Linked DNA regions of Homo sapiens: region 1 is linked to region 2. The links are chromatin loops, found by intact Hi-C in ENCODE. Cell type or tissue: mammary epithelial cell. All regions are shown on one strand. Each heading gives the region's core, and the rest is flanking DNA. Links, peaks and the distances in the headings are about the cores only.

What was found. Peaks named below come from ENCODE experiments on the same cell type or tissue, not always from the same donor. Only the 100,000 strongest peaks of a DNase experiment are listed, where the experiment ranks them.
Region 1: it touches region 2 in a loop (4-fold over the local background); 10 of 110 quality-filtered maps call a loop at or near these places.

What each region holds. Positions count from the first base shown.
Region 1 is chr10:6,212,496-6,227,664 of GRCh38, reverse strand. It overlaps PFKFB3 (6-phosphofructo-2-kinase/fructose-2,6-biphosphatase 3), which reads right to left. Exons shown (of 15, transcript NM_004566.4): 2 at 13,917-14,042; 3 at 12,348-12,444; 4 at 11,474-11,540; 5 at 10,885-10,959; 6 at 10,474-10,530; 7 at 7,972-8,096; 8 at 6,800-7,007; 9 at 6,138-6,284; 10 at 5,920-6,024; 11 at 4,681-4,810; 12 at 3,645-3,707; 13 at 3,452-3,516; 14 at 1,300-1,473. Among named protein-coding and RNA genes, the nearest start is that of PFKFB3, 17 kb to the right of the region's middle. RefSeq lists enhancers at 2,028-2,197, 8,060-8,559, 8,560-9,061. In mammary epithelial cell, for the core only: no CTCF peak of the experiment used is centred there; a DNase peak (open chromatin) is centred at 8,474; H3K27ac peaks cover 2,049 bases.
Region 2 is chr10:6,292,422-6,307,590 of GRCh38, reverse strand. It overlaps a transcript of PFKFB3 not described here and the pseudogene SDCBPP1. Among named protein-coding and RNA genes, the nearest start is that of LINC02649, 27 kb to the left of the region's middle. RefSeq lists enhancers at 7,505-8,704, 11,602-11,831. In mammary epithelial cell, for the core only: no CTCF peak of the experiment used is centred there; a DNase peak (open chromatin) is centred at 8,180.

The DNA of each region.
Region 1 (15,169 bases), core at 4,481-12,480, 80 kb after region 2:
GCTTCCGCTAATCACAGCCACCTCACCGTGTCTACGCGTCCCCACCACATGCCCGACACTGGGCCTGATGCAGGGCATGAATCCCCTCATCTGATCTGACTTCTGCACTGCCATTATTCCCCCATTGCCTGGATGAAAAAACTGAGGCCTGGAGAGGTTAAGTGACCTGTGGAGGCTGCAGCATCTCCCAGGTCACATTCCAGACATCATGAGGTCTAAGGAAGTCTCGGAAAAGGCGGGAAGAGGTGGCAGGCTGAAAAGGATGCTCAGAGCCAGCACCAGCATCCGGCTCATCAACAAACCTGACCGGAAGCTGCACTGGGCTGATTTGTGGGGGCAGGCCTGGAGGGTGGAGGTAGGGCAGACCCTTGGGTGGTACCTGAATTTAAGCACAGAAATTCCTACATCTCACATATTTGCAAGGGTTCCAGGCTGTAAAGGAAAAGACCAGTTTTCTGAAAACAAACAGTTTTCTGAAAACAAATCTTAATGTCTGACAACCAAAATCTTCCAGGCCTGTAACCTTCAAAATTAATGAAATAAGTGAAATCGGGTTGGGGTTTTTTGCTTTTTTTTTTTGAGACGGAGTCTCCCTCTGTCACCCAGGCTGGAGTGCAGTGGCACCATCTCGGCTCACTGCAACCTCCGCCTCCTGGGTTCAAGCAATTCTCCTGCCTCAGCCTCCTGAGAAGCTGGGATTACAGGCGCCCGCCTCCACACCTGGCTAATTTCTGTATTTTTAGTAAAGACAGGGTTTCGCCATGTTGGCCAGGCTGGTCTGGAACTCTTGTCCTCAGGTGATCCGCCCACCTCGGCCTCCCAAAGCGCTGGGATTACAGGCGTGAGCCACCGCGCCTGGCCTTGTTTGTTAGGTTTTTTACTACCTGCTGGGATAACCATGTTATTTATGTGAGAAAGTAGCCACTTTCTTTGTTTTAGAAATAACCATTCACGAACGTGAACGGGTCTTGGACATCTCACTCTTCCTTCTGCACTGCCTGCTTCTGCCCTGTAAAGACCCCATCCTCAGAAAGGAGGCGAACGCAGTCACGGTTGTCACCAGCAAGGAAAGCCCCCAGGATCTTAACTTCGGAGGGTGCTTCCTATGTTCTCCCTCAACACGTGAGTGTGTGCACATGCCCCCACAACACACGTGCACAGACACCTACAACATACGCACGCGCACCCACACGCACCCACGCACGTATTCTTGCAAACACACACGCACGCAATCCCAGATCTGTGGCATCACGCCCGGCATGCGTCCCCCAGGCAGGAAGGAAAGGGGAGTGCACTGACTTGTCCAGGCAGCTGCGTGGGCACCTCCGGGGGCAGGCAGCTGGGCAGGGCGGCCGAGGTGGAGGCCACATGCTCCTCAAAGCTGTTGATGCGAGGCTTTTTGGTGGGTTCGGGGCTGGCTAGCGGGGTGACACTATTGCGTCTCATGAGCGGGTTAGGTCCCTTCTTTGCATCCTAAGCAAGACAAAGACAAAAGAGAGAAAGGCGACAGTTACAAAGAAGGGGAGGAAAATTAGCCCCAAAAAAGTTTCTCTGCTCCTGGATTTTAGAGAGGCAAAAAGACTGACCGAGGGGAGTGGCCGGGACCACGGGCCAGGGACCATGGGCTGCTGAGTGTGCGGTGACTGCCAGGCAGCAAGAATGGGGGCAATTCCCTCCCATGCCCCCTTCCTCGGATGGTACCAAAGGATTCCCCACACAGACAAACACGGTGCTTGCAAAGCAAGGAGGGAAAGAATGATGATCACAGCAGAGCGTGAGGTCGGAGAAAAGAGCTTTGCTTCCAGCCTCTCTTGAGAGCTGAGGAGGGGCATCTAGGAGGGAGAGGCTGGGCCTGAGGCTCACAGGCTGGGGAGGGGAAGGCAACTGTGCTGACTCCCTTCCGCTGACCCGAGGCAGGATCTGAAGAGCCATCTCTACTACACAAAGGGCACCCTGGCTTAGGATGGGGCACGGAGGCTGCAAAACAAGCCTGGAGACCAAAGGCGCAGAAAATGTGCAGCAGGAAGCAGGTTCTGCGGCCAGGACCAGACACAGCCCTCCCATGAGAGGGACAGCGTGATGGGGTGTGGGCCTCCAGCCTCAGAACCGGGATCTGTCTCCATCATGGCCCTGCCCCCATTCCCTGCAGGGAAGAGCTCCAGGACCGGCTCAGGCCCAATCCCATAGCGGGGGCAGTGGCTCCCTGACCAGGGCTGTTGTCATATGGCTAAAGGCAGGACAGCATCCGGTGACCCACATTCCGAAGTGGAGGGGGTGACAGGGACCAAGGCGGCCAAGGGACCCCAGCCTCTCTCAGGTCAGCCCACCAGCCAGGCAACTGCCAGCGACTGGGGCGGACACCTCATCCCTTCATGCCAAAATCCGAAGGCCAAGCTTCCTGGGACTAGACAGTCACCTGTTTCGGGAACGCCATGACAGAAAGTCACGCTCGGTCTAAGAGAAAGGTCTGACTAGTACTAGCACAGTGTTGTACTTTTGGCAGCCTGTACACGGTGAATTCAAACTCACTTTCACAACACGCGTCCACCTGAGCAGAGGCCCACTCTACTCAGTCAGAGGCAGCCTGGCCCACCTCCAAATGTCAGGCCTCCCCCCAAGGTAGACAGCAGCTGCACGGCCAGGCCTCGAGGTCTCCTGAAGCGCCTCCCCACCCGCCACCCCCCAGGCCTCTGCTCTCCACGCCTCCCGTCTCTCAACACCGTGTTCTTGGTGGTTCTGAGCCTAATCACAAGCACATGGCGGCGCTGACCTGCTGATCCTGTTTGAAACAGTAACTCTGGAAACTGAAAGCACTGGTTTTAGCTGCCAGAAAGGAAAGGCAACAAGAACTGTGCCATGCTGATGTTAAAGAGAAGAGACGCTGGGCACAACGGCTCACACCTTTATCCTAGCACTTTGGGAGACTAAGGCAGGAGGATCACTTGAGCCCAGGAGTTCAAGACCAGCCTGGGCAACACAGTGAGACCCCATTATCTAAAAAAATGAATAAATTAAAATTAGCTGGGCATGGTGGTGCGCACCTGTAGTCTCAGCTACGCGGGAGGCTGAGGCGGGAGGATCACTTGAACCCAGGAGGTTGAGGCTGCAGTGAGCCGTGACTGCGCCACCGCACTCCAGCCTGGGGAACAGACTGAGACCCTGTCTCAAATAAAAAAAAAGAGAGAATGTATCTTCCTCACTAATATTCATATCTCGAGCTCAGCAGAAATGGGAGGAAGAGGACACAGGAAGAAAGAAAATGAGAAGGCCCCAGAAGCCACAGAACAGACAGGCAGGAACAAAGAGGTGCTGAGGAAGGCAGCCAGCAGGCCCATGGCCCCAGACAGGCCAGCACCTGCAGGCAAGCGGCCCCGGGGCCTCCTGAGCGCCCATCACCCACTAGGGCTATCGTGTGATGATGGCCAGGATGAGGCTTGGGGCCTCCACTCACCTCTGACCTCTCCCGGTGTGTGCAGACGGACTCCACGTTCAGGTAGATGGATTCCACACGGCAGCCTGGAGGGCGTGGGATGGGGGCAGAGGAAGCTGCTGTTAAAGGGACAGCACCGCTTACAGCCCACGGCCACAAGAAGCTACTGTGGCCACCTTCAGGGGGACAGGGCTTGGCAGGGGTTGCTACTCACCATAAGCGACAGGCGTCAGTTTCAGGACGGTGTGAAGAGGGCATTTCAGGTAGGGCATCTCCTCTGAAATTGAAATTGTACACCCACAGTTAGAAATGAGACACGGCCAGGCGTGGTGGCTCACGCCTGTAATCCCAGCACTTTGGGAGGCCGAGGCAGGTGGATCACCTGAGGTCAGGAGTTCAAGACCAGCCTGACCAACATGGCAAAACCCCATCTCTACTAAAAATACAAAATTAGCCAGGGTGTGGTAGCACATGCGTATAATCCCAGCTACTCAGGAGGCTGAGGCAGGAGAATCGCTTGAACCTGGGAGGTGGAGGTTGCAGTGAGTGCATGCATTGCACTGCAGCCTGCGCAAGAAGAGCAAAACTTTGTCTCAAAAAAAAGAAATGAGACATGAGGGTGGGGGAGGCATGGAAAGACCTTTACGGTCCCCCCAACAAGGACCCTCGGAAGCCCTGTCGGGCAGGGGCATCTGTCCCCAGCCACAAGCTGTCCCGGGCAGCAGCTGGCCCCAGAAGAAGACTTTAGCCCAAAGAGTGCCATCAAACCAAACCAAAAGACTCGCCCTCACGGTGACTTAGAGTTGGGAAAAAGTCACTCCCAAACAATTTAGGTCTGTCTAGGGATTCAGCTGCACTGGACTGGACATGCTAAGACTTAACATTTCAATGGGATTGTCAGAGTTTTCCGGGCTGTTTGTTCCTTAGAGGGCACTGAAGAGAAGTGCAGCCCCCACCCCAAGCCAAGACCCTGGGATGTGTGGAGCCAGGGGCGGGTCTCAGGGAGCTGTTTATGAAGCAATGAAGTCCCCGGCATCAACCTGGGCTCCACAGCATTTCCCAAGGGCTTCAAGGAAGCGCTGGACAGAGAGGACCTGAAGCAGCCGGGAGCCGACACCTGTGCCCTTCTCCTAACACCCCATGGCACAGCAGCCAACACAGGGCAGGCCACGGCAGGTCTGCGGCTGACCCCCCGCCGAGTGCCAGTCCCCTCCTCCCTCCATCCCGGGGCCACGACCTGCCCGAGGTACCTGCACTCTTATCCAGGAAGTAGGCAAGCAGGCAGCGCAGGACGGCCTGGTGGCAGATGACCAGCACATTCTCCTGCCGCTCCAGCTCCATGATCACTGGCTCCAAGCGCTGGACCAGGTCCTGGTAGGACTGAGCACAGAGGGCCGGGCCCACGTGAGCTCAGGGCACTCGGGAGGGGCTCTGCCGCTGGCCACAGACTGCATCAGACCGGCCAGAGAGCCACGCAAAATCAATCATCCATCATCAGCAGTGGTTGAGAAGGAGCAGGGTTTAACGTGGACTATTGCTCAGCCACAAAAAGAGTGAAGCCCTCCCCACTCCGCTCCCACACGGGGGAACCTGGAAAACTCAATGCTGTGTGAAAGAACTGGGCGCAAAAGGCACGTGTGGCATCTGACTCCACTGACATGGAATGCCCAGAATAGGCAGATCCAGATGCAGGAAGCAGACGGGCCGGTGCCGGGGCTGGGCCGGGCAGGCGGGAGCGGCTCCTAACAGGTCTGGGTTTCTTTGTGCAGTGAGGGAAAGGCCTGGAATTTGTGGTGATGGCTGCACAGCACTGTGAGTACACTAACATGCACTAAATCATAACTTTAACGTGATGAAAGTGGTCAATTTTAGGTTATGTGTATTTTCTATCAATTTAAAAATGTAAAAAGAAGCAGGAGGGCTGTGACTTTAGAAAAAGACCAGAAAAGCTCCTGCTCCTGTGGGCTCTCTGCTGTGCTAACCAGGGCCCCGGTGTGTAAGGCTTAGTCTGAGGCCAGAGGACAGTGGGCCTGCAGGGGCCTGAGGCACGACACTGCTCAGCAGGGCACGGGCAGGGAGGACACACCAGGCCCAGGAGGATCCCATCGGCAGAGGAGGCAACAGCGTCCTCAGCCACAGCCACCCGGGCACCGTGCACGGGGAAGCACAGACGCTGCCCAGGGGATATAGAGCCACCCCTCCTGCCAGCCTGCCCACCACCCTGCCCAGTGGACCTTCACACACCACCTTCCTCCTCTCCCATATAGTTCTATGTCCCTAGGGAAACACATCTCACTTCTGCTTATGGGAAAATGCACTTCACCCCAGGCTGTTAGAAGGTTCAGTTTGGGGGGACTCAGTTCCAAGGTGGAGGGTGTAGGAGCCCCCAGAACCCACACGGAAGTGAACTCCCTGGAGGGGTGGCCCAGCCCTGCACAGCAGTGGTCATGTGTGCTGGGGACCGTCAGCCCGCCCCAGCCTGCGCTCACCTCCCCGGTGGGGTAGCGGTAATAGTACTTGTCCTGCTCCCGCAGCGCATACTCCTCAGGGTAGGTGTCCCTGATCTCCTCGTAGGTCAGCTCCTCACAGACGCCCTGCGGGGACCCAGTGGTCACTCAGGGGAACAAACCACAGGGGTGTCTAGGGCCTCTTGGGAAGCCGCCCCATGCCCGAGGGTGAGGCTGCCTGCCCGCCTCCCAGGACTCACCGCGTCGATCTCATTGAGCGCCTTCCACTGCTCGTAGGGCAGCCGCAGCGCCTCGGCCGTCTGGATGGTGCTCTTCAGCTGGCTGGTCCACACGCGCAGGTCCTTCAGGTTCTGCTCCTCCACGAACTTGCTCAGAGCACTGGCAAACTGAGAGGTGGTGGAGGGGGACCACTGATTCCAGATGCCCGCAGCTCCTCCAAGAGCCAGGGCTGGAGCAGGCAGCCCACGTAGGGCTGTGCACTACCTGGTTACACCGTGGGGGCCCCAGGCCACTGGGACAGCCACAGCCGCACACACCCTACCCAGAGACCAGGCTCAGCTCTTCCTGCCCCTTCCCTTCCTAGTGCACAACCGCGCACACATCACACACATGCACAGAGATACACACACCAGAGACACACATACAAACACATACAAAGTAACACAAAGACACACACACACAAAGCCACATGGATAGGCGTAGACACACACACACACAGAGCCATACAGAGATGCACACAGATATGCATAGAGACGTGCAGGCGCACACACAGATAACACACACAGCAAGCACACCAAGCAGCAGCAGCAGCAGCAGCAGCAGCACACAGCTCCCCACCCACCCTATAGACCCTGCAACCGCCCTACAGCCAGAACGGCCCATGCGGCAGCACACCCCGCACCTTCTTGCCCCGGCTGGACAGGCCTGAGTCGCCCCCGATGCGGCCCTGGAGGTTGTGCTCGTTCTCGCCGTGCCGGCACAGGTAGATGGTACGCGGCTGCACGTGGATGTTCATCAGGTAGTACACGATGCGGCTCTGGATGTGGTCCTGCACCCGGTTCACCAGGAACCTCCGGCCCACGTCAATCACCTTGATCAGCGACAAGTCCCTGCAGAGAGACCCCACCGAGAACCACAGCTCAGGCCACCACCCACAGCAGGATGCACCTGGCCCGTCTCCGAAGATGTGATCCCCAGAGAACAGCAAGGCGGGACCGTAGGCCCCTCCAGGGCACAGACTGAATCCTTCTAAGGGGCAGAGCATATGCGTAAGACAACTCCCACAGCTGGTGTCTGGCTGTGAGGCTGGCCTGCCTCCCAGAAAAGGGGGAGAAAAAAGAAAGAAAATGGAGAAAAAAAGAAAGGGGCCTGTGCAGTGGCTCATGCCTGTAATCCCAGCACTTTGGGAGGCCGAGGCAAGAGGATTGCTTGAGTCTAGAAGTTCAAGACCAGCCTGGGCAACATAGCAAGACCTCATCTCTACTAAAGAAAAAAAAAATTAGCTGGGCGTGGACACCCACACCTGTAGTCCCAGTTACTCATGAGGCTGAGGCGGTAGGATTACTTGAGCCCAGAAGTTTGAACCTGCAGTGAGCTATGATCATGCCACTGCACTCTAGCCTGGGAGACAAAGGGAGACCCTGTCTCTAAGCAAGCAGGCAAGCAAGTAAGTAAGTAAATAAATAAATAAATAAATGGAAAGAAAGGAAAGAAAAAAGAAAGGAACTATCGGAGGGACAGTAGCAAAATCAGGCTCAACTCTATGTTGACTTCCTGTACTTCTACACAGTGTTCAAAATATTCCCACTGAATATGATTTGTCATCAAGGATTGTTTTTAAAAGATATTTTCAAAGAGAGTTGATAAAGGTATCCAGCGGCTGTATGTGGATCACCTGAGGCCAGGAGCTCAAGACCAGCCCGGGCAACATAGCGAGACCTCATCTCTACAAAAAAAACTGTCTTAAAAAAATTTTTTTAAAGGTATCCAGGAGCAAATCCTTTGTGGGAACATCAAGAATTCAGTAAGAACCCTCATGTGGGTCTTGCAGAGACGGCCAGCCACGGGAATCACCTGTCGCATTTGTCGGGGTCGAGGGGCTGGTAGCTGGCTTCATAGCAACTGATCCTCTTCATGAAGTCGTCCATGGCTTCTGCCGAGTTGCAGTCTTTGTAATCCGGGCTGGAGATTTTAACTTCCTGCAACACCACAAAGGGGTGGCTGATAAATCACGCTGGAAGGCTTTCTGCTGAGATTAAGCAGGATTTGGGGCTTTCAAAAGGGGAGCGCACAGAAGGCTCAGTATAAAGATTATCCGGCCCAGCGTGTAAGAGAAAGGGAGAAAGATGCTGGGGGCTGAGTCACAGCCTGATGTTACATGGGGAGGATTCCCTGGGGAGATGGAGAACTGAAGCCGGAAGGACAGAGACAGGAAACCCACAGGGATTCCATAATGAACACCTCTGAATGCTCCAGCAAGTCAGGATCTGTCCCGTGCCCGAGTCACCGCCAGACAGCCTGGCGCTGAACTCAACCGAGCTCCACGTGAGGATCCGCAATGCTCCCCGTGCCGGGAGGAGGCTGCTGGTTCTAAGGTATGCTCAGGAGTTCCCAGAGATGCCTCTGGCCTTGTGTGGTTTCTCCTCCACCCCCCACTGCCTGAGGCAGCCCCAGTGTGACCAGTCCGTGGTTAACTGCTTCTCCAACTAGGGCTGTGCCGGCTCCTTTGCAGGGCTCGCTCTCCTAGGCAACAACACAGGTCTACCAACACCCACAGTGGCACAGGCCCCAGAAACCAGGTGGATTTTAGGGAAACTCAGCATTTCTGAATGCCTGGGCTCTTTTTCTCATCAACCACTGCCGTCACTGAGAGGCAGCCACTCTTCAAAGATCGAGTCAGTCGGGAGCTGTGCCTGTGTCCTGGCACAGTTTCAGCCGGGGAAGATGAGAAAGTCCTGCGGATAGAGTGTGGCGGTTGCCCAACAATGGGAATATAATTTGCTGCTGTACTGCACACTTAAAAAATAGCTAAAATGGCCGGATGCAGTGGCTCACGCCTGTAATCCCAGCACTTTGGGAGGCCAAGGCAAGCAGATCACTTGAGGTCAGGAGTTTGAGACCAGCCTGGCCAACACAGTGAAACCCCCGTCTCCTCTAAAAATACAAAAAAAATTAGCTGGGCGTGGTGGCGCACACCTGTAATCCCAGCTATTCGGGAGGCTGAGGCAGGAGAATCGCTTGAACCCGGGAGGCAGAGGTTGCAGTGAGCCAAGACCGTGTCACTGCATTCCAGCCTGGGCAACAGAAGGAGAGTCCGTTTCAATAAATAAATAAATAAATAAATAAATAAATAAATAATAAAAATGATTAAGATGGTAAATTTTACATTATGTATATTTTACCACAATTTAAAAAAAAAATCTAAGTTCACAAATGCCTGGCTCTACCAAGCTGCTTTGAGATTTCATCAGAAAGAGATTTCTGAACATGGTGGGTTGGGGCAAATGATTATCTGCTAGTGGACAACCAGACAAATGCTAAACTCCTTGCTAAGCACATTGGTGACCACTCACTGGGAAAAATGACTTCACAGCTGCACCCTGCTGTCTACCAAGGGGAACAACGAGTGCCCAGCCAAAGAAAGGTGGCAAACCCTCATACTCTGAGCCTCCTGCTCCCACTGGACAAATCTAAACTGACTTTTCACAATTCAAATAGCCCTTCCTGAAACAGGAATTCATTTCCTAAAGATATCTAGAAATACTTCCACCACCTTGGGGAAGATACCGGGGCTAACACATGCTTAGCATCCCCTCTAAAGGTGCAAAGATGCCAGCACCACAGCGTCCCAGTGTTAAGTTTTCAGAACTGCTTTTCTTTATAGAATTGTCATATTCTGATATGTTTAAGCTGAAGAGGAAATTATCTCCAACACAGGGTGGCAGCTTGTAGTAAGTCTCCATAGTAACCATTCCTGTTTATATATATTGCTATCAAGTGGTAACACTGGAGAAATTCATCAAGTTATGATGCCAAGTGCCCTCAATTTATCTGGGCAAGCTCCCCTGCACAGCACAGACAGGAGGGTTTGTGGCAGGTTCACGAGATGCATCAGCAGGAGGAGAGTCTTACCTCCCAAACTCAGGAGGCTGCTGAGCCCTATGGACTTTTGCCAATGCCCAAGCATTCTTACCTCCTGGAGCTGTAGCAAGTGATCCACTTGCTGCCACCTGTCCCATTAGGGGCAGTGAGCGGCCCTCTGCCCCAGCAGCTCCATCACCACTAGCTGTCAGGCTCCTGCCACCAACAGAAACTAATCCTATCTCCCTGAATTATTTCCTACGTCCCATCCAAGCCTGCCCACTGCCCTGGATGGAGCTAGTCCCTCACAGGACAGGCCTCTGGGTTAAAAACCGCTCTGTAGGTCTGACCTCCCAATCAACAGCCAGCTGGGGGCTGCTCATCCTAAGGGCTCAGCTGCGCTTCCGAGCCGGACCCGGTCCCCCACTTCCTCAGACTGCAAATGCCCTTGTGGTCTACGCTGCCGCAGAAGCACGGGGCTCCCGGCTGTCTTACCATGATATTGGAGGCCACAACTGTAGGGTCGTCGCACACCGACTCGATGAAAAACGCCTGGTGGAAGTGAGGTGGGGATGTTAGAAAACAAACACCACGAAGGATCAACCTTGCCATCACTGCGATGTCATCACCCGGACAAGGCGGAAGCACGCCACCCACCAACTCCCAAACACAGGAAAGCCCACCTCCTCACTGCAGCCTCTGGAACGCCCCATGGCCCCCAAGAGCCCTACCACACAAAGGCCCAAATTTAAGGCCACAAAACGTGGGCAGCAGGAGGGGAGGGACCGAGCAGGACTAAGGAACATGGGCAGCAGGAGGGGAAGGACCAAGCAGGACTCAGGCCGCTTCCTGAAGCCTTTTCCTCTCTCCCGAGCCCTCTAGCACAACACAAGACGCTCAGCTCACCTTAAAGTCATTTTCTTTGGCAAAATGAAGGATCATGTGTCTCCTCTCTCTAGTAGTATTGGTGGCATCGAAAACCTGATATGGAGAGCAAAGGGCCAGGAAGAAAACTCTAAGTTTGAGTTTAACAACGTTTACCAGAACAGCAAAGATGCCAGACCCATCATCTCCAGGAATAAGCCCCAAAAGTGCTTCAGGGGAGCTTGTGCCTGCCCACAGTCCTCTCCAGGGAGTGCTTAGGAGGCAGGCCTCCCGCAACTACCAACAGCACTCAGGGGTGGTAGCGTGGGGGAAATACCCCAAAAGCAAACAAGCAAAACAGTAATGTGCAATGGGACAGTGTACAAGGAAGGGCCAGTGGTCCTGTGGGTAACTCGAGTCCTGCCCGCCCTGGAGGTGTGGGACTGGCCACAGAGGGGGTGGGTCCCTGAGTCCACCCCACATCCTCCTTCCTGAGCCATTGGGCTGCCCTGGCCACCTGCTTTCCTCCACCCTCAGGGCCAGAGGCACAGGTCTCGGTACACCCCAGGCCGGTGAGGACACCCTCATGGGTGGGACTGGACACCGAGCCGGCTACATTGCCTGGACTTACCGCAATTTGTCCCCCTTCTTTCGCCAGGTAGCTTTTGACATCTCTCAAGGCAGCTAAGGCACATTGCCTGGAATGCACAAGACATTGCCCGAATGTCAGCGCCGGTGCATCCGCTGGGGCAGCCCAAGCAACTCCCGACACGCCCCGACAAGCAGAGTAACTGGTGGTTCCATTCTACACTGCTTAGCGCTGGGCAGGCTGGCCAGCACCCCTCAGGCCCAGAGGCTTCCAACCTGGGGCCCCACACGGGTGGCCTCAGGAACCCTCGGGAGGCGGTGCTCAAACCGGGCTGCACGCGGGAACCACTCCTGGGGAGCTGCTAAGAAATGGCTGCCCAGAGCCACCCACAGAGTTGCACTAACTGGTCTGGGGTGGGGCCTGGCATCAGGGATTTTAGCATCCCCCAGGAGACTCCAGCATACAGCCGGGGCTGAACACCCTTGCACTAGGGTTTCACAATCAACTCGCACTTAACAAGAAATCCTTTCCAAACATAAACAGACACTCCCGATGAACAGGACTTGCTAATTCTCAGTGAGGGTGCTTCTGCGGCTCTGTCCCAGTGAGGGTCAGCTCAGCGAGACCCTCAGGGGACAGATGAGAGCAGCAACCTTGTTCCCACACTGCACAGCCCTGAAGCCACCAGCAGGACCCACCCGCAGGCCGGCTTTCTCTGCCTCCTACAGAGCCTGGCTCAGAACAAAGCAAGCCCAAGCCCGCAGCCCAGCCTTACACCCGCAGCCCCGCAGCCCAGCCTTATTCCCACAGCCCAGCCCTACGCCCGCGGCCCAGCCTTACTCCTGCAGCCCAGCCTTATGCCCGCGGCCCAGCCTTATTCCCACAGCCCAGCCCTACGCCCGCGGCCCAGCCTTACTTCCGGACTTTCATGGCTTCCTCATTGTCGGGGCGGAAGAAGTTGTAGGAGCTGTACTGCTTCACAGCCTCCCGGCGATACTCCCCGACGTTGAACACTGTGGACGGGAAAGAGAACAGTCTGGATGATCGAGCAGGAGGAAGGGGCCAGCTCACACCGGGACCATAGGATCGACCAAAGGAAGAGCCACCAGGCCAACCACACCGACTTGAATGAGATGGTGTGGAAGCAATGCCGGCGCCCAGTCCTACGCTACCCTCAACTCCTGAGGACAGCAGGGCACAGGCTGCCCGGCTTCCCCAGTCCAGCTGCAATGCCCCTGCCGCATGCTCTGCGACACTGTCCCCTCCAGCCAAGTCTACAATCTCAGTCCCACAATATCCTAAACCAGAGACTGAGACTGTGAGGATGGGTGGGGGGAGGCCCCAAGTCTAGCAAAAATAGGGACAACACATTTCCACCAATGGTATCAGAAAGCGAGTGGGGCCTCATGCCCACCGCCAGATCTAGGTCAACCCTTCTGCTGGTGCAGCCGCCAGGGCCAGGGCCGGAGACATGTGTCCCATGGTTCCTGGGCACTGAGCTGGGCACAGCGGGGATGGTAAACATAAAAACCATCCTTTCAAAAGAGGGGAGGGTGGGAGATGAGCAAGGGTTAAAAAATAACCAGTTGGGTACAATGTTCACTATCTGGGTAACAGGTTCACTAGAAGCCCAATCCCCAATCAATATGCAATATACTCAGGTAACAAACATGCACATGTACCCGAATCTAAAATAAAATTAATTGAAAAAAAAAAAATACCCAGTGCCTATCCACAAGATGTTCCCCATCTAGTTGGGAAGACCAAGCAGAGATTCTTAAATGTGTCATCCACAACAGCAGTCCCCATCCTTTTTGGCACCAGGGACCACTTTCGTGGAAGACAATTTTGCCACGGACAGGGAGGGGTTGTGGGTGTACGGCTTTGGGATGAAACTGTTCCACCTCAGATCATCAGGCATTAGATTATCATAAGGAGCACACAACCTAGATCCATCACATGCCCAGTTCACAATAGGGTTCACTCCCATGGGAATCTAATGCCACCACTGATCAGACTGGAGGCGGAGCTCAGGCAGGAATGCGCACTCACTGCCACTCACCTCCTGCAGCCAGGTTCCTAACAGGCCACCCAACATAGCAGTCCACAGCCTGGGGGTTGAAGACCCTTGATCTACGGTAGGCAGTGCTTAGGGCTATCAGCAGAGGAATGTTAGCTAGGACTGAGTGCGACAGGAATGTAAAGGACTGAGGTGGCTGGAGATGGCTTTGAAGGAGGTGAAATCTGAGTCGGGGCAGGACTTAGAGGAGTGGGAAAGAGAATGGCCAGTGAGGAGAAAACCCCAACAGAAGAAAAAGGGTGTAGACACAGTGTGAAGGGGACCCAGCTGCATGGGAGGCAGGATCAGACTCCCCGACCAGGGGACAGAGGCGCCCAGGGGTGGTCCTGCCTGTGAAACCAGCAACTGAGATGGAAGGTCAAGTTTTTGCACGAGCAGGGGTCCGGCCTCGAGACCCAGTCTCACCTTTTGTGGGGACGCCAATCCAGTTGAGGTAGCGAGTCAGCTTCTTGGAGATGTAGGTCTTGCCCCGGGCGGGGAGGCCCACCATGACGATGACGGTGGGGGAGTTGGTCAGCTTTGGCCCACAGGCTGGAAAAACAAGCAAGAAGGGTGTGTCATCAACCAAGTGACCGGAGAAGAGGAGCAGAGGCCACACCCAACAATAACACTGAAGAATTTCACCAAAAATGTTTTTGAGACAGGGTCTCACTCTGTTGCCCAGGCGGGAGCACGGTGGCCACCATGATTACTGCAGCCTCAAACCTCTAGACTTAAACAATCCTCCGGCCTTAGCCTCCCCAATAGCTGGGACTACAAGTGTGTACACCACCATCCCTGGCTAATTTTTTATCTTTGTAGAGATGGGGTCTCGCTGTGTTGCCCAGGCTGGTCTCGAAGTCCTGGTCTCAAACAATCCTCCCAGAGTGCTGGGATTACAGGCATAGCTACCACACCCAGCATTCATCGAAATTTTCATTTCATCTCCCCATCCTGAAGCCCCTGGCATTGTACCACAGTGGGACCAGGCAACCCTAGTGGCCACAGCCCCCCAGCCACACCCTGTCCCTCAGTCCTGCCTTTAGGTTCTACTTGGCAAAGACAGTCCCAACCCCAAATTCCTGAGCTGATACCCAGGGCGCTAAACCTAGCAGGGAACCAGTGACTGACACCACAGTGAAAGTGGAAATGCTCCTGCGGGTGGGAGGAAAGGATTCCTCTCCCGAGGGAGAGTGGGGCTAAGAGTCAAGAGGGTGGATTCCAATACAACATGGGGACAGAGGGGCAGGGGCTGGGGCCCAGGGGTCAAGAGACAGAGAGGCCCACCATCAATATCCAAACCTCCACACAGAGGTATGGGCAGAGTTTCTAAAAAAAATCTTTAAAAAGGCAATTTTTAAAAGTAGGAGTTTACAGCCAGGCGCGGTGGTTCATGCCTGTGATCCCAGCCCTTTGGGAGGCCGAGGCAAGAGGATCACTTGAGACCATGAGTTTGAGACCAGCCTGGGCAACATAGCAAGGCCCTGCCTCTACAAACAAATAAATTAAAAAATAATTAGAAGAAAAGAGTTTATCAAATGAAAGTAGGTCAGGGAGGCAGAATGCTAAAATTACCCCAGTGGACAGGTAAATCCTCCACCCGAGCCTCTCACGCCCTGTCTGACCCCCTCTTCTGGTGCCAGGCTCGGATGAATGCTGGGGCCCTGCCGAGGGAAGGG
Region 2 (15,169 bases), core at 4,866-12,865:
GTGGGGGAGGGAGAGAAGGAGGAAGGAAGGAAGGAAGGAAGGAAGGAAGGAAGGAAGGAAGGAAGGAAGGAAGGAAGGAAAAAGAGAAGGAGATATTTTAAACTACAGTCTATAGTCCTAATTCATTCTCAGTACATAGAAATGTTCCTTTCTTTGGGGCCACTGCTGGTAGCCATCTACATCCTGATTGCGTTCTCCAGAGAAACAGAACCAGTAGGGTGAGTGTGTGTGTGTGTGTGTGTGTGTGTGTGTGTGTGTGTAGTACGCATGCATGTGTGTGTGTCTGCATGCATGCATGTGTGTGTGTGGTTTATTATAATGAACTGGCTCATGGGATTCTGGGGGCTGGCAAGTCCAAAATCTGCAACGTGAGCCTCAGCCTAGAGACCCAGGATAGCTGATGTTGCAGCTCAGGTTCGAGGCCATTGCTGTAGAAGCAGGAAGAGCTGATGCTGTGGATGGAGCCTGGAGGCCGCCTGCTGGAGGATTCCCTCTTGCTCAGGGGAGGTCAGTCTTTTGTTCTATTATAGTGAGGTCTTCAACTGATTGGACAAGGCCCACCCACATCAGGGAGGGTGGCCTGCTTTACTCAAAGTCTACTAATTGAAACGTTAATTTCACCCAAAAGCACCCTCAAAGAAACACTCAGCATAATGTTTAACCAAATATCTGGGCACATTGGCCCAATGAAGTTAATACGTAAAACTAAACATTACACTGATGAACTGAGAAAGTTGTCCTGTCACTACTTATGACCCCGTAACTTGGTTGTCTCACATCCTACTGGAAGAGCCTCATGAAAGAGACATGAGTGTGTTACATCTTTGGCAGGTCCCTGAGACCTGCTCTCCTTTGCAGGGCCCAGGACACGGCCTTCCATGGGGGAAGTCGTGATGAATAGTTATTATGTTGAATAGAGGCTCTGTGTCTGGAGTAAAGGTGTTATCTCCTTCCTCCACTATCTCAAATCTTAATTCATCTTTCTGGGTTTTCATACATTTCTTTTTTTAATATCTAATATGTAGGGAAATCTGTTACATTTTTGAAAAGCAACCCTGACTTCAGCTACTTGTTGATCTGAGCCCACGGCCATCCACCACATTGTGATGATGGCCTCTGGCCTGTCCCACAAACCCAGAGAGAGGCTGAAGACACAGCCTGTTTCCAGCCATCTGAGGACTAAATGCCCCCAAAATACCACTTAACCATTCCACAGATATTTTCAAATGCATCTCTGAGAGGTAATGCAATATCCAAGCCAGCTTGCATCCTGAGTTTCTGCTTTGATAGATGCATAGGGTTCAGGGACAGGAGACAAAGCCTAGAATCATCATAGAAAACTGGAACCCCCTTTGCCCAAAGGGCAAATCCTCAGAATAAGAGGAATGAGAAGGCCAAGTGCAGTGATGCGCACCTGGAGTGCCAGCCACTCATGAGGCCCAGGCGGGAGGATCACTTAAGCCCAGGAGTTTGAGGCTGCCATGAGCACTGATCACACCTGTGAAGAGCCTCTGCTCTCCAGCCTGGGCAACATAGCAAGACCCTGTCTCTAAAAATAAAAAAGAGGAAGGAGAAATTAACCCAATGTAAATAACAAAAAAATAAAGGAAACAAAACCTGCTTGTCTTGACCTCAGCACTCTGGGGAGAAGGGGAAAAAAACCTGCCCTTAGAAGTTGTTACCTCAAACCAGGTTCCAGGCAGATTTCCAGTCTGAATTCACATTACCTGTGTGATCTGAAAAGACCCATTTGGATATTTACGTTTAAAGTGTTCAGGGATGGTAGTCCTCCTAGGCAACTGACAGAAGCAGATATTCTCTGGAGAGATTAAGGTGCTTCAACCAGGCCTTAAAGAAGTCCCACAGATAAAGTAACCAGGAAAGTCAGCAGCTCACAGTAAAAGAATTTTTAAACACGAAAGAAAGAAAAGCCCTCTGTGTGCAAGCAAACAGAACCTCAGGCCCCAGAATCCCACTTGCCAATACTTCAGTGCTTAAGGAAATAAATCAGGAGCTTAAAAGCAAGAACGAGGAATGAGAGAGTGCAAGGAACGGCTAAGCATGCTTGAAAAGAAAACAAATTTCATAAATGTAGGAATGCCTACAAATTGGCTGGGTGTGGTGGCTCACGCCTGTAATCCCAACACTTTGCAAGGCCAAGGCAGGAGGATAGCTTGAGCTCAGGAGTTCAAGGCCAGCCTGGGCAACATAGTGAGATGTCATCTCTACTAAAAAAAAAAAAATTCCTAATATTTTTAATTTACAATAGTAAGAGATGGTGGCTTATGCCTGTAATCCCAACACTTTGCAAGGCCGAGGCAGGAGGATAGCTTGAGCTCAGGAGTTCAAGGCCAGCCTGGGCAACATAGTGAGATGTCATCTCTACTTAAAAAAAAAAAAAAAAATTCCTAATATTTTTAATTTACAATAGTAAGAGATGGTGGCTCACGCTTGCAATCCCAACATTTTGCAAGGCCAAGGCAGGAGGATAGTTTGAGCTCAGGAGTTCAAGGCCAGCCTGGGCAACATAGTGAGATGAGTGAGATGTCATCTCTACTAAAAAAAAAAAAAAAAAAAAAAAAAAATTCCTAATATTTTTAATTTAAAATAGTAAGAGATGGTGGCTCATGCCTGTAATCCCAACACTTTGCAAGGCCGAGGCAGGAGGATAGCTTGAGCTCAGGAGTTCAAGGCCAGCCTGGGCAACATAGTGAGATGTCATCTCTACTAAAAAAAAAAAAAAAAGTTCCTAATATTTTTAATTTAAAATAGTAAGAGATAGTGGCTCATGACTGTAATCCCAACACTTTGCAAGGGTGAGGCAGGAGGATAGCTTGAGCTCAGGAGTTCAAGGCCAGCCTGGGCAACATAGTGAGATGTCATCTCTACTAAAAAAAAAAAAAAAGTTCCTAATATTTTTAATTTAGAATAGTAAGAGACGGTGGCTTATGCCTGTAATCCCAGCACTTTGGGAGGTCGAGGAGGGCAGATCACTTGAGATCAGGAGTTTGAGATCAGCCTGGTCAACATGGTGAAACTCTGTCTCTTCTAAAACTACAAAAAATTAGCCAGGCGTGATGGCTAAGAGATAAAAAGAACATACTAGATACATTTAATGTCTAACGGTAGTAGTAGCCCGCAGAGGATGGCTGGACTGGCATATAGGCCTGCAGAAGGGATACGTGATGCTGTACAGAAAGATAGATGGATTCTTAGGGTGTGCTGAGCTGTGGGGACTCATGACCCCAAATCCACCATGTCTCAGGTTACACAGGTTTAGATCTGCTCCCTAAAGGGCAGACTAACTGCCCTGCTGGGTCAAGTTGTCATCAGTTACATCCATTAGTGCTTTCCAGAGAAAATAAAAGGGAGCTTTCTATCTAAATATTTAAATCTATCTGTTACTGCAGTAAGTAAACAATCTGAAAATCCAGATTAGCACAATTGGTCTTTAACAAGGATTCTTCACTTTAAGAAACAAGGTGCGTCTCTGGGGCACTAAAACTCTGATTAGAAAACAGATCAAAGCAGCACTCTGTGTTGATGGCTTCTCCACATGGTGACTCAGGGACCCAGGATCCTTTCATCTTGTGTCTCTGCCGTCCCCTGCACTCTCATTTTCATTTGGGTCCAGCCAGCCACAGGTGAGACTGTGGGGTGCATCCATGTCGTAGAAGCTTCAGCTAAGAGATGGGACACTTCACTCCTGTTCTGTTCTATTGGCTGGAACTCACTATCAACACTTATTTTTCATTTTCTTCATTTTTCCATTTTCTTTTTTTTTTTTTTTTTAGATGGACTCTCACTCTGCTGCCCAGGCTGGAGTGCAGTGGCGCAATCTCGGCTCACTGCAAGCTCTGCCTCTGGGATTCAAGTGATTCTCCTGCCGCAGCCTCCCGAGTAGCGCCTGCCACCACGCCCGGCTAATTTTTGTATTTTTTGTAGAGATGGGGTTTCACTATGTTGGCCAGGGTGGTCTCGAACTCCTGACCTCGTAATCCACCCGCCTCGGCCTCCCAAAGTGCTGGGATTACAGGCGTGAGCCACCGTGCCCGGCATTGATTTTTGTATTTTCATCAAGAGTAAATAAAGGCTATTTCAGCATTGATTGTCATTTTTTTTTAAACTGGACCCACTTATGTAATACTTAAACTAATAAAAATTGTAATATGAAACCATCGTTGCACTCTGAATAAACCTTATTTTGTCATGGTAGGATGTTGCTACATTGCACCATGTGCTCATATTTTTATTAGAATTTTCACTTCTCTATTTATGAATAAAACCAGTCTACATCTTTCTTTCTTTTTCTTTTTCTTGTTTGTTCTTGCATTAGGATTCTGCTACCTTTGTAAATAAATCAATGTATTCCTCACACAGCATATACATATTTATCAGTCTTGTAAGCTTAGAGCAGTCCATAAATCATAAAAGAGTTTAGGGTGAATTTTAGAAGAGAAAAACAAAAATGAAGTAATAAACAAACAGTTGCTGACAAACAAATATTTGTGCTTTATAAAGCCAGTCCTACGCTTGATCTTACCCACATGCCCTGGACAGATGACAGGAGGCCTGAGTTCTCATCTCTGCTCCGCTCCTGTGTTATCTCACAAGAGTCATGACATCCCGTTACCTCGAGCGCCCTTTCTATGCATAAAGAAGGCACTGGGGAGACGCCATGTCCAAGGTGCCTTCCAACAGTCTGACAGTTTTTCTAAATTTCAAAGATGACTTTCTCAATGCAAAAGCCAAGAAAGATCACATAAAACACACACACACACAAATATATATATATATGTGTATGTGTATATGTGTGTGTGTGTGTGTGTGTGTGTGTGTGTATACACACACATATTTTTATTTTGGGCTCCCACCAGAAAGGAAGATAGGTATAGAAAAACCACAAGTATGGGCCGGGCACGGTGGCTCATGCCTGTATCCCAGCACTTTGGGAGGCCGAGGCAGGTGGATTGCCTGAGGTCAAGAGTTCGAGACCAGCCTGGCCAACATGGTGAAACCCCGTCTCTACTAAAATACAAAAATTAGCTGGGTGTGGTGGCAGGCACCTGTAATCCCAGCTACTTGGGAGGCTGAGGCAGGAGAATTGCTTGAACCCAGGAAGTGGAGGTTGCAGTGAGCCAAGGTTGCACCACTGCACTCCAGCCTGGGCAACAGAACAAGACTCCGTCTCAAAAAAAAAAAAAAAAAAAAAAAAAAAAAAAAAAAAACTGGCCAGGCACGGTGGCAGTGGCTTATATCTGTAATCCCAGCACTTTGGGAGGCCGAGGCAGGTGGATCGCCTGAGGTCAGGAGTTCGAGACCAGCCTGACCAACATGGTAAAACCCCACCTCAACTATAAATACAAAAATTAGCTGGATGTGGTGGCGCATACCTGTAATCCCAGCTATTCAAGAGGCTGAGGCAGGAGAATCGCTTGAACCTGGGAGACAGAAGTTGCAGTGAGCCAAAATCATGCCACTGCACTCCAGCCTGGGTGACAGAGCAAGACTCTGTTTCAAAAAAAAAAAAGAAAAAGAAAAGAAAAGAAAAATCGCAAGTATGTTACCTTCGTATAAATAACAAAGTTAGCTCACTTCTCTGTTTCCTCCTGTTAGGAAGTGGATAAAGCAAAATGATCATCCAGTCACTAACCTGTGTGGTGGGGAACTTACGAGGTTGGTTAGTCATTAATCAGAGCAGATAATAAAGCATGTGACTCTCAGCCCAGTTCTCTGCACTGGAATAATGTGATCCTCATTTCCTGAAATTTAGTCATAACGAAGGAAGTGATTTGAAATTAGCTTCTCTTATAAAGATAGAGGAATCCTGATGAATTAGAGCTCCCTTTCACCTGGGACTTGCCTCCATCACACTTGGCGATCCCCACACCGCCCTTTGAGCTGAGCTGCTCTTGAGGGCAGACGAACTGCCCTACTGGGTCAAGTTGTCATCAGTTACATCCATCAGTGCTTTCCAGAGAAAATAAAAGGGTACTTTCCTCAATCTATCTGTTATTGCAGTAAGTAAAAAACCTGAAAATCCAGATTAGCACAATTCATCTTCAATGAGGATTCTTCACTTTAGGAAACAATGTGCTTCTCTGGGGCACTAAAAACAAGTTTATTTCCAAAACAAATTTTGATCAATGCTCAACAGTTTTTAAGGATGTATCTCAAATGATCTAAGAATATGCATCGACCATTATTTATAAGTAAGGGTGAAGGAAATGCACCTTTATGAAGTCCCTGAAGCACCCAGGGACTGTACCAGATGCCTTACAGGTGTACATATGTACTAGGTATAAAGGTTAGTTTCCTAATCTAGGTATGTGTAAATCCTCATCTTACTTTATTTCCTTGAGTCAAAGTCAATTCCAAGTCACCATTCCATTGAGATAATGAAAAGCCCAATGGTGGATGCCTCCTCCTAGTCAACATCTCCCCCCAAATTATAGGAAGGCACACAGAGCAAGATATCATCTCATGTTCACATGGCCCACGAAGTCTGGCCATGCCAAGCTTGGGCAGAGGAATCTTCTGCAAGATGGCAGCTTCCACTGTTACGGACCAGCCTCCATGGTGCACCAGAAAGGCACTCCCCTCAGGTGTCCTCCCACCTTGCTGGATGTTGCCAAAAATAAAAGAACAAGATTCCTCTATTTCTGGCACCCACAGCTTCCTGTCTCCTTTCAAATCCTGCGTAATTACCCTTCTCTCAAAGGCAGTAGCTTCTCTCTAGTACCTACAGCATAATCGCCTCAAGAAACCAAGGCTTCCAGAACTCAAACCCAGGAAGGAATCTAGGAGGATTCCAGAAATCAAGCCCAGGAATGAATCAAACCCAGCTGCACTCAACTCTGGACTTCCACGGTGCCTCGCGAGACTGGCTTTGCTAAGGCAAGGGCTTCTGGGTGGAGTTAATAAGAAAGCAGCATGAAAAGGTGCTTTGAGACACGACACATCGTTTCCTGCTAACGATCAAAGAATATACACAGCTGTTCCCGTTTCGGAGCAGTTCTGGCCCCAGGAGAGAGTTGCTGAGTTGCTTTCTGGAAAAGCTGGCTTTGACTTTTCAAGGCAGCTCATGCTGCTAAAGGTTGCATAGGCACAGAGAGAGGGAGCTGCCGGGGGCATGGGGGAGCCTTCCCTGATGCAACTGAACTTGAGCTGAGCTCACTATGTCTCTAGAATCTACTACCTATTCCTATTCAATAAATACAAGTATTTATTAAACATCTGTTACGTGCCAGGTCCTGTGTCAAATGATGGAGGAAGTGAAAATGCGTAAGACACAGTCTCACTTTGAAGAGTTCTCAGCCTTGTGGGCAAAGGCAGGAAGGTTCATTGTGTGGCTTGAGTGCACACAGGGAGGCTTTAAAGAATGTGAGAGGAATATGAGGAACAGATGCTGCCCTGGAGTGACTCGCATCTCGCCCGAAGAGACAAACAAGGCACCCAACAACCACAGAACCAGTAAGTGCCAAACCATGGGTACTAACCCTAACTACAATGGGTATTCTGAAAAGGCAGAAAAAATTTAAGTGATCTTAGCATAATCAGACTTGGTGAGGCTTAACATTCCTCCCTCTTCACTAAAAAAAAAAAAAAAAAAAAAAAAAAAAGTCTTCTGAACAGGCACTGCACTAGGCTCTGGGAATGCAAGCCTAGGAAAGTCCAAATCGACGCCTTAAAATGTTCAGCAGACAGTGAAGGAAACATGGAGCTCCAAACCAGGGGCTAAGTGCCACCCTCAACACAGCTTCAGGCCTTCACTCTTCCCAGGAACTGGGGACTGTTTCAGAAAGGGGGTGCCATCTCTGCTGAGCTTTGAAGGAAGGGTAGAAGTTAGCCAGGGAGCAAGGTTGGAGGTAAGGGGTTCTAAGCCCAGGAGACGCCAAGAGTATAAAATTGGGTAAATTCCTGAAAAGTCAAGGTCAAGCAATTCCTGTATAAGGAGAAGATTTGGTGAAATCAAAGAGAAGACAAACTTGAGGCCAGTAAATTATTACCCTTTATCGGTCTTAACAGACGGGAACTAACAATATATCCCTGCGAAAGATCAATGCCGGAGTGAGGCTCAAGTTCACCTCCCGCAGCCTGTGACTCACGGCACACTGACTCAGCCATGCTACCTGCAAGGAGGCACGTTAGGACAACGCAGGGACCCAGCACGTGCCAGTGAGTCTCTCTCTGTCCTAACTATGGGATGCCACCCTCCTGGGTCAGCTGACTCACCCCTGCCTGTAAATCCTAGTCAGGTCTGTAGGTGCCTGGGGAAGAATCCTACCTACCTCTGAGTAAAGACAGGAATAGAAGCTGGTTCGTCTAGAGCAGCAACACAACCAACGTTGAAAAAAGCAAACACCATTTCTGAAAATTGCATGCAGAGTGCATGGTATCAACTGACGTGTCTCCCCTAGGAGAGTGAGCCATTAATGCTTTGCTAACCACAGCGCTATCAAGACCATCGTTTCCAATCCTACAAAGGAAACACCAGGAAAAACAGAATTTAAAGGTTTTATTTGTCAACCTAAAGAGGAGGCAATCAATATCATTTGAGTGCTTTCATTACATCCGAGAAGGAAATGAAATCAGGATGCACCAGCATGGGTTTTAGGCTATGCAGCCAACAGAGATGAACCAGACGTGTCCTCAAGGAGCTTAGAATCAGGTGGAGAAAATAAGATGTCATATAAATTACCTAAGCAATAGTTGGCACAGCACTATAAGCCACCAAATGCTGCATTCTTTTTCCGCACCAACAGATCCGGTATGTCTTCAGGGAGCACCTGCGTTGGGGTGCGTTAGAGATCCATCTGGAAGGCCAGGAAGACATTCAGGACCATTCACAGCTGGAATGCTCCTGAACAGCTGCCCAAGATCCAGGCCTGGCCTTTCAGGATGCCCTGAAAATGCACTGAACAAGGCCAAGTGCAGTGGCTCACACCTGTAATCCCAACATTTTGGGAGGCCGAGGCAGGAGGATTGCTTGAGGCCAGAAGTTCAACACTAGCCAGGGCAACATAGCAAGACCCCATCTCTGAAAAATATTTAAAAATTATCCAGGAAGTGTGCCTATAGTCCTCGCTACTAGGGAGGCTGAGATGAGAGGATCTCTTGACCCCAGGAGTAGAAGGCTGTAATGAGCTATGATCACACCACTGAATTCCTGGGCAAAGAGCAAGACCTTGTCTCAAAAAAAGAAAAAAAAAAAAAAAGTGCCCTGAACCATAGAATAAGTGGACTCTGGACTCTGCCATTCTCCTACTTCCCTTTCTTGAGCCAGTTTCCACGGGCATTGGCCAAGGTAACCTAGGGTAATCCGAGGTTACCCTAGGAGAAGCAGAACTCACAGCTCACAGAGCTGAGACAGAGGAGAAGTGTGTTTGGCTTGGCTTAAACCTAGACTTCCTAGGCCAGGTCACAGTGTCTCCTCCACTTTTTCCCTTTAACTTTTGCTCAAGAGATCAGACTGATTTATAAGATAAACAGACTGCTAGCCAAGAAGTCTCCTTCCTCCCCCCTTCTTTCTGTTCTGGTAAGTTCCATACCTAAATAGAACATAGTGACTTATGGTTCCAGCCCAATTATTAAGAGCCTCTTCAGTCTGGAAGTGTAATGTATATGTTTGTTCATCCACATTCTTGACAGATGAACAGACTGATACCCCCAGGAAGTCATCAGCAGAAGAGAGACGGGTCTTTAGGAACACCTGTAAGCCAAGGTGTTATACAAGACTAGAGATGTGTGGAGCAGAGGTAGAAATACCCACAGATAGGAAAGAGGACCCTTCTGGGATATGGAGAGAAGGAAAGGTCAGCCTACTCAAAAGTATCCTCGATCACTTGACACACCCTCCACAGGGTCATCATCAAGGAGCTGTAATTCATCCATGACAAGAAGCTTCCAGCTCAAATGCAAACATTCCTGAGACAGTTCCCACAGGAGCTCAGAAACGTCCTCCACGTACCCCTCATGGGGACATCTTGCTCCTACAGCAGTAAACGTCTTGCTTCCCTCCAACGGTGCTTCCTTACCTGTCCCTACCTGTGCCACGACCACAGGATGCCTACAAAAAAAAAAAGAAGGACACCTCACTGGCACCTCTCTCCTGATTCTCATCTGCACTTTGTTACCTGGGCTCTGAAGCAGCCCTGCTCCTGCTCTTGGGCCACACAAAGTGCTCACGGATGTGGCCTTTTTATCTTTTGCCTACTCTCTCCCTAGGGTTCAAGCATCATCCCTGTGTCCTAACCAGGGAACAAGTGGCATGTTCCCTTTTCTCCCAGGAACCTACACACAATTGCTTCTCCGATGAAAGCCACTTCCACTGTGCACATCAATCAAGGCAGATGCATAGCAGGGGCCGGGGGACCCTGGGCTGCTCTTCCAGCACTTAGCCAAACACTGAATCTGTTTATGCTCCACTGGGACACAAAGGAATGTCACAGGCACTAAAATATTCCACTTCCTGGTTACGCCCAGGCAAGCCTGGTTGGTGTTAGGAGACCCAGATTCTACCTCAAGATTGTGCTGCTGTTTTCCCTACAGCATGGTTGGTCATACACAGGTGAGGTCCAAGCTTTAATTATCCCTTTACCTTGGGTTCCTGTCAGAGATGTTCAAACCAGAACAATTCCATCTTGAATAGGGGCTGGGTAAAATGAGGCTGAAACCTACTGGGCTGCATTCCCAGGAAGTTAGGCATTCTAGGTCATAGGAAGTCGGCACAAGATACAGGTCATGAAGACCTTGCTGATAAAACAGGATGCAGTAAAGAAGCCAGCCAAAGCCCACCAAAACCAAGATGGCGAAGAAAGTGACCTCTGGTCATCCTCACTGCTCATTACATGCTAATTATAATGCATTAGCATGCTAAGAGACACTCCCACCAGCACCACGACAGTTTACAAATGTCATGACATCAGGAAGTTACCCTATATGGTCTAAAAAGGGGAGGAACCCTCTGTTCCGAGAATTGCCCACCTCTTTCCTAGAAAACTCATGAATAATCCACCCCTTGTTTAGCATATAATCCAGAAGTCACAATAAGTGTAAGCAACTGAGCAGCCCACACCGCTGCTCTGCCTATGGAGTAGCCACTCTTTTATTACTTCACTTTCTTAATAAACTTGCTTTCACTTTATTCTATGGATTTGCCTCAAATTCTTTCTTGAGTGAGATCCAAGAACCCTCTCTTGGTGTCTGGATTGGGACCCCTTTCCGGTAACATTCCTCTAAACTAGGTCTGAGAGTCCTTTTTTTGAATTGAATGGCTACTGAGAAGTTTCCAACAATATTTGTAGAGATCAGTCTATAGTGGGTACACATCTCAGTCTACAAACTTACATTTACTTAAAAAAAAAAAGAAAAGAAAAGAAAAAAAAGAAAATGCCAACTTCCAGTAAAGAACTTGGAAGTCATCTCTCCCATTCTTGCAACAAGAAAAAAAGCTGAACAAACTAAAGATCATCAACTTTTTGATCCATCAGAGAATTGAGGTCACAGAGCCAATCTCTGTCCCCAAAACTGGAGAGACAGAAAAATACAAAGAATGACAGCTTCCTGGGAGCAGAAACTCACAGCTGGAGCCAATATCTGTTGTAGTGTGTGAAACTGTCATCAACTAGTTGCTGGAGGCTCAGTGTAAACTAGCTTGAGAATTGAAAGCTCTAAAGGGACCCAGTCTTAGGGAGGTGCCCACGCTTGTGTGAGTTTTGCCTTGGGGAATTCCACCAGGTCTCCATTGTGAAGATCAGAGAAAAGTACCCTCTAACTTCCAGCAGAGGAGGGGGAAAGTAACTGTTCTGAAATACACCCAGAGCTCTCTGTTCTCTTTAACAAGTTCTGCCCTCAAGGGAAACTACTTTGCCAGAGTCTAACCTACTGGGGTTTTACCAAGGCCCAGCTGGCCTGGGGGAAGAGAAACACCCAACTCAGGCTCACTAAAAGACTAAGACTTGATCAGAAAAGTAAAGAATGCTTCCCTAACCCCCACACCTCACCACCACATCAAGATGGCGCCTGTATAATAACGGGATTTCAGCTTAAAAAAAAAAAAAATTGGCTGGGTGCGGTGGTTCACGGCTGTAATCCCAGCACTTTGGGAGGTCAAGGTGGGGTGGATCACCTGAGGTCAGGAGTTCAAGACCAGCCTGGCCAACATTGTGAAAACCCATCTCTACTAAAAATACCAAAAAAATTAGCCAGGCGTGGAGGTGGGCGCCTGTAATCCCAGCTACTTGGGAGGCTGAGGCAGGAGAATGGCTTGAACCCTGGAGGCAGAGGTTGCAGTGAACCAAGATTGCACCATTGCACTCCAGCCTGGGCAACAAGAGTGAGACTCCTTCTCAAAAAAATAAAATAAAATAAAATCTACAAGCCTAAGACCCTATTCAAGGAGTCTCTAGGAAAACCCAAGACATCACAGGAGACAAAAACAAAAGTGTTCAAGAAAATTTTAATCTGTGACACTACAGCTACAGCAAACAGTGAACACAGCCTCACTCCTAGCCAGATAAACACACTAGAGATCAATCTATGTCATTTCCTTTTACCCAATACATCATATCTGACTTTCAACAGAAAATTACAAGGCATGATAAAAAAAAAAAACAAAAAAAAAACACCTTCTGAAGAAACAAATCAAACATCATACACAAACCTAGGTATGGCAGAGATGTGGGGATTATCAGACCAGAAATGTAAAATAACTGATTAATATGCTAAAGGCTCTAATGGAAAAGTTGGACAACATCCAAGAGCAGATGGGAAATGGAGGCAGAGAGATGGAAACTCTAAGAAAGAATCAAAAGGAGAGGCTTGAAATCTAAAACTTACTTATGCAGAATGACTGGAGGCAGTGATGGCAAGTGGGTCCTTGTGGTCTAGAAGAATCCTGCAAAAATATCTCTCTCCATCTCTCAAAGATTTGAAGGTAGACTAAATAATTCAGGCTCAAACTGCTTGATATGGTTTGGCTATGTCCCCACCCATATCTCAAATTGTAGCTCCCGTAATTCCCATGTGTCATGGGAGGGACCCGGTGGGAGGTAATTGAATCATGAGGGCGGGTCTTTCCCATGCTGTTCTTGTGATAGCGAATAAGTCTCACGAGATCTGATGGATTTATAAAGGAGAGTTTCCCTGCACACGCTCTCTTGCCTGCTGCCATATAAGACATGACTTTGCTCCTCCTTTGCCTTCCACCATGACTGTGAGGCCTCTCCAGCCATGTGGAACTGTGAGTCAATTAAATCTCTTTCCTTTATAAATTACCAAGTCTCAGGTATGTCTTTATTAACAGTGTGAGAACAGATTAATACACTGCTTTTGCTGCAAACCCTGCCAACCCAGCAATTTTGTCAGAAGCTTCTGTTCACATCTCTCAAGATGGAAACCTCTATTCCAAACTATATCCAGAGCTCTCTCAACACATAGGCCTGAGTTTAAATAAAGAAGAAACACATGCAAATATGACCATGGTTTCTGGTGCGCCAATTCAGGGCCAGTTGGTAGCAAGACCTTCCAGTACGAACTATACAATGGCTCCTATAACTGGTAATGATGTTGGAATTTGTAGAGCAGAAATTAAGCAAGGGATTCATGAAGCCATTGGATCAAGATGGAAAATTCGTGAAGCCATAAGGACCAAGATGGAAAAATTGAACTCTGGCTTAAATCAATAGATAATGGTATATGTGTTCAGCAAGTCAAGGATAACTCTCCAACCTTATTGGTTGGTCTGAGATTTGGGAACCAAGTACTCCAAATCAATGGTGAAAACTGTGCAGGCTGGAGCTCAGATAAAGTGCACAAGGTGCTCAAACAGGCTTTTCAAGAGAAGATTTCTACGTCCATTCATGACAGGCCCTTTGAATGGACAATTACCATGCATAAGGATAGCACTGGACATGTTGGTTTTATCATTTAAAATGGAAAAATAGACCGGACGTCGTGGCTCACGCCTGTAATCCCAGCACTTTGGGAGGCCAAGGCAGGCAGATCACCTTATGTCAGGAGTTTGAGACCAGCCTGGCCAATGTGGTGAAACCCCATCTCTACTAAAACTACAAAAATTAGCCAGGCATGGTGGTGCACACCTATAATCCCAGCTACTCAGGAGGCTGAGGCAGGAAAATTGTTTGAATCCAGGAGGCAGGGGATGAAGTGAGCCGAGATTGCACCACTCCACTCCAGCCTGGCCAACAGAGTAAGACTCCATCTCCGAAAGAAAGAAAGAAAGAAAAGATAACATCCATAGTGAAAGACAGTTCTGTAGCCAGAAATGGTCTTCTCACAGAACACAACATCTGTGAAATCAACAGACAGAAGGTCACTGGACTGAAGGACTCTCAAATTGCAGACATACTGTCAACATCTGGGACTCGAGTTACTATTACAATCATGTCTTCTTTTATCTTTGAACAGATTAAGTGGATGACACCAAGCATGATGAAAAGCCTAATAGACCACACCATTCCTGAGGGTTTAAAATTCATCACACGACGGAAATGTAGCTGAACGTCTCCGTTTCCTTCTTTGGCAACTTCTGTATTCTGCACGTGAGGCTTTCTGGGGCCAGCAATTGAGCATACGCTGCATGAGGATCTTTCCATCTCACATTATGGCTGGGAATCTTACTGTTTCATCTGATAACCTGTTCAGATTTCAAGAGAGCTGTAGCCTTATCCTGGTTTTATAGAGGTGAAACTTTCAAGAGATTTACTGACTTTCCTGGAATAGTTGCTTTTCCGGAAACCTGATACTTTCATAAGCCATTGTGATTAGAATGACTGATACAGGCTTAGCTTTGTGTGAGAACCAGTCACCTTTCTCCTAGGCCATGAGAAGTGCTGTTCATGTTACTTTAGTTCTATGGGATGTTTGCATTTTTAACACATTCTACCACAGTACACTTAGAATGATTGCCCTTGATAGTTTTTTTTTTTTTTAATTCTGTGTATGTGTGTATAAAATGCCAATTAAGAACACTGGTTTCGGGCCAGGCACGGTGGCTCACGCCTGTAATCCCAGCACTTTGGAAGGTTGAAGTGGGCAGATCACGAGGTCAGGAGATCGAGACCATCCTGGCTAGTAGAGATGGTGAAACCCTGTCTCTACTAAAAATACAAAAAAATTAGCTGGGTGTGGTGGTGGGCGCCTGTAG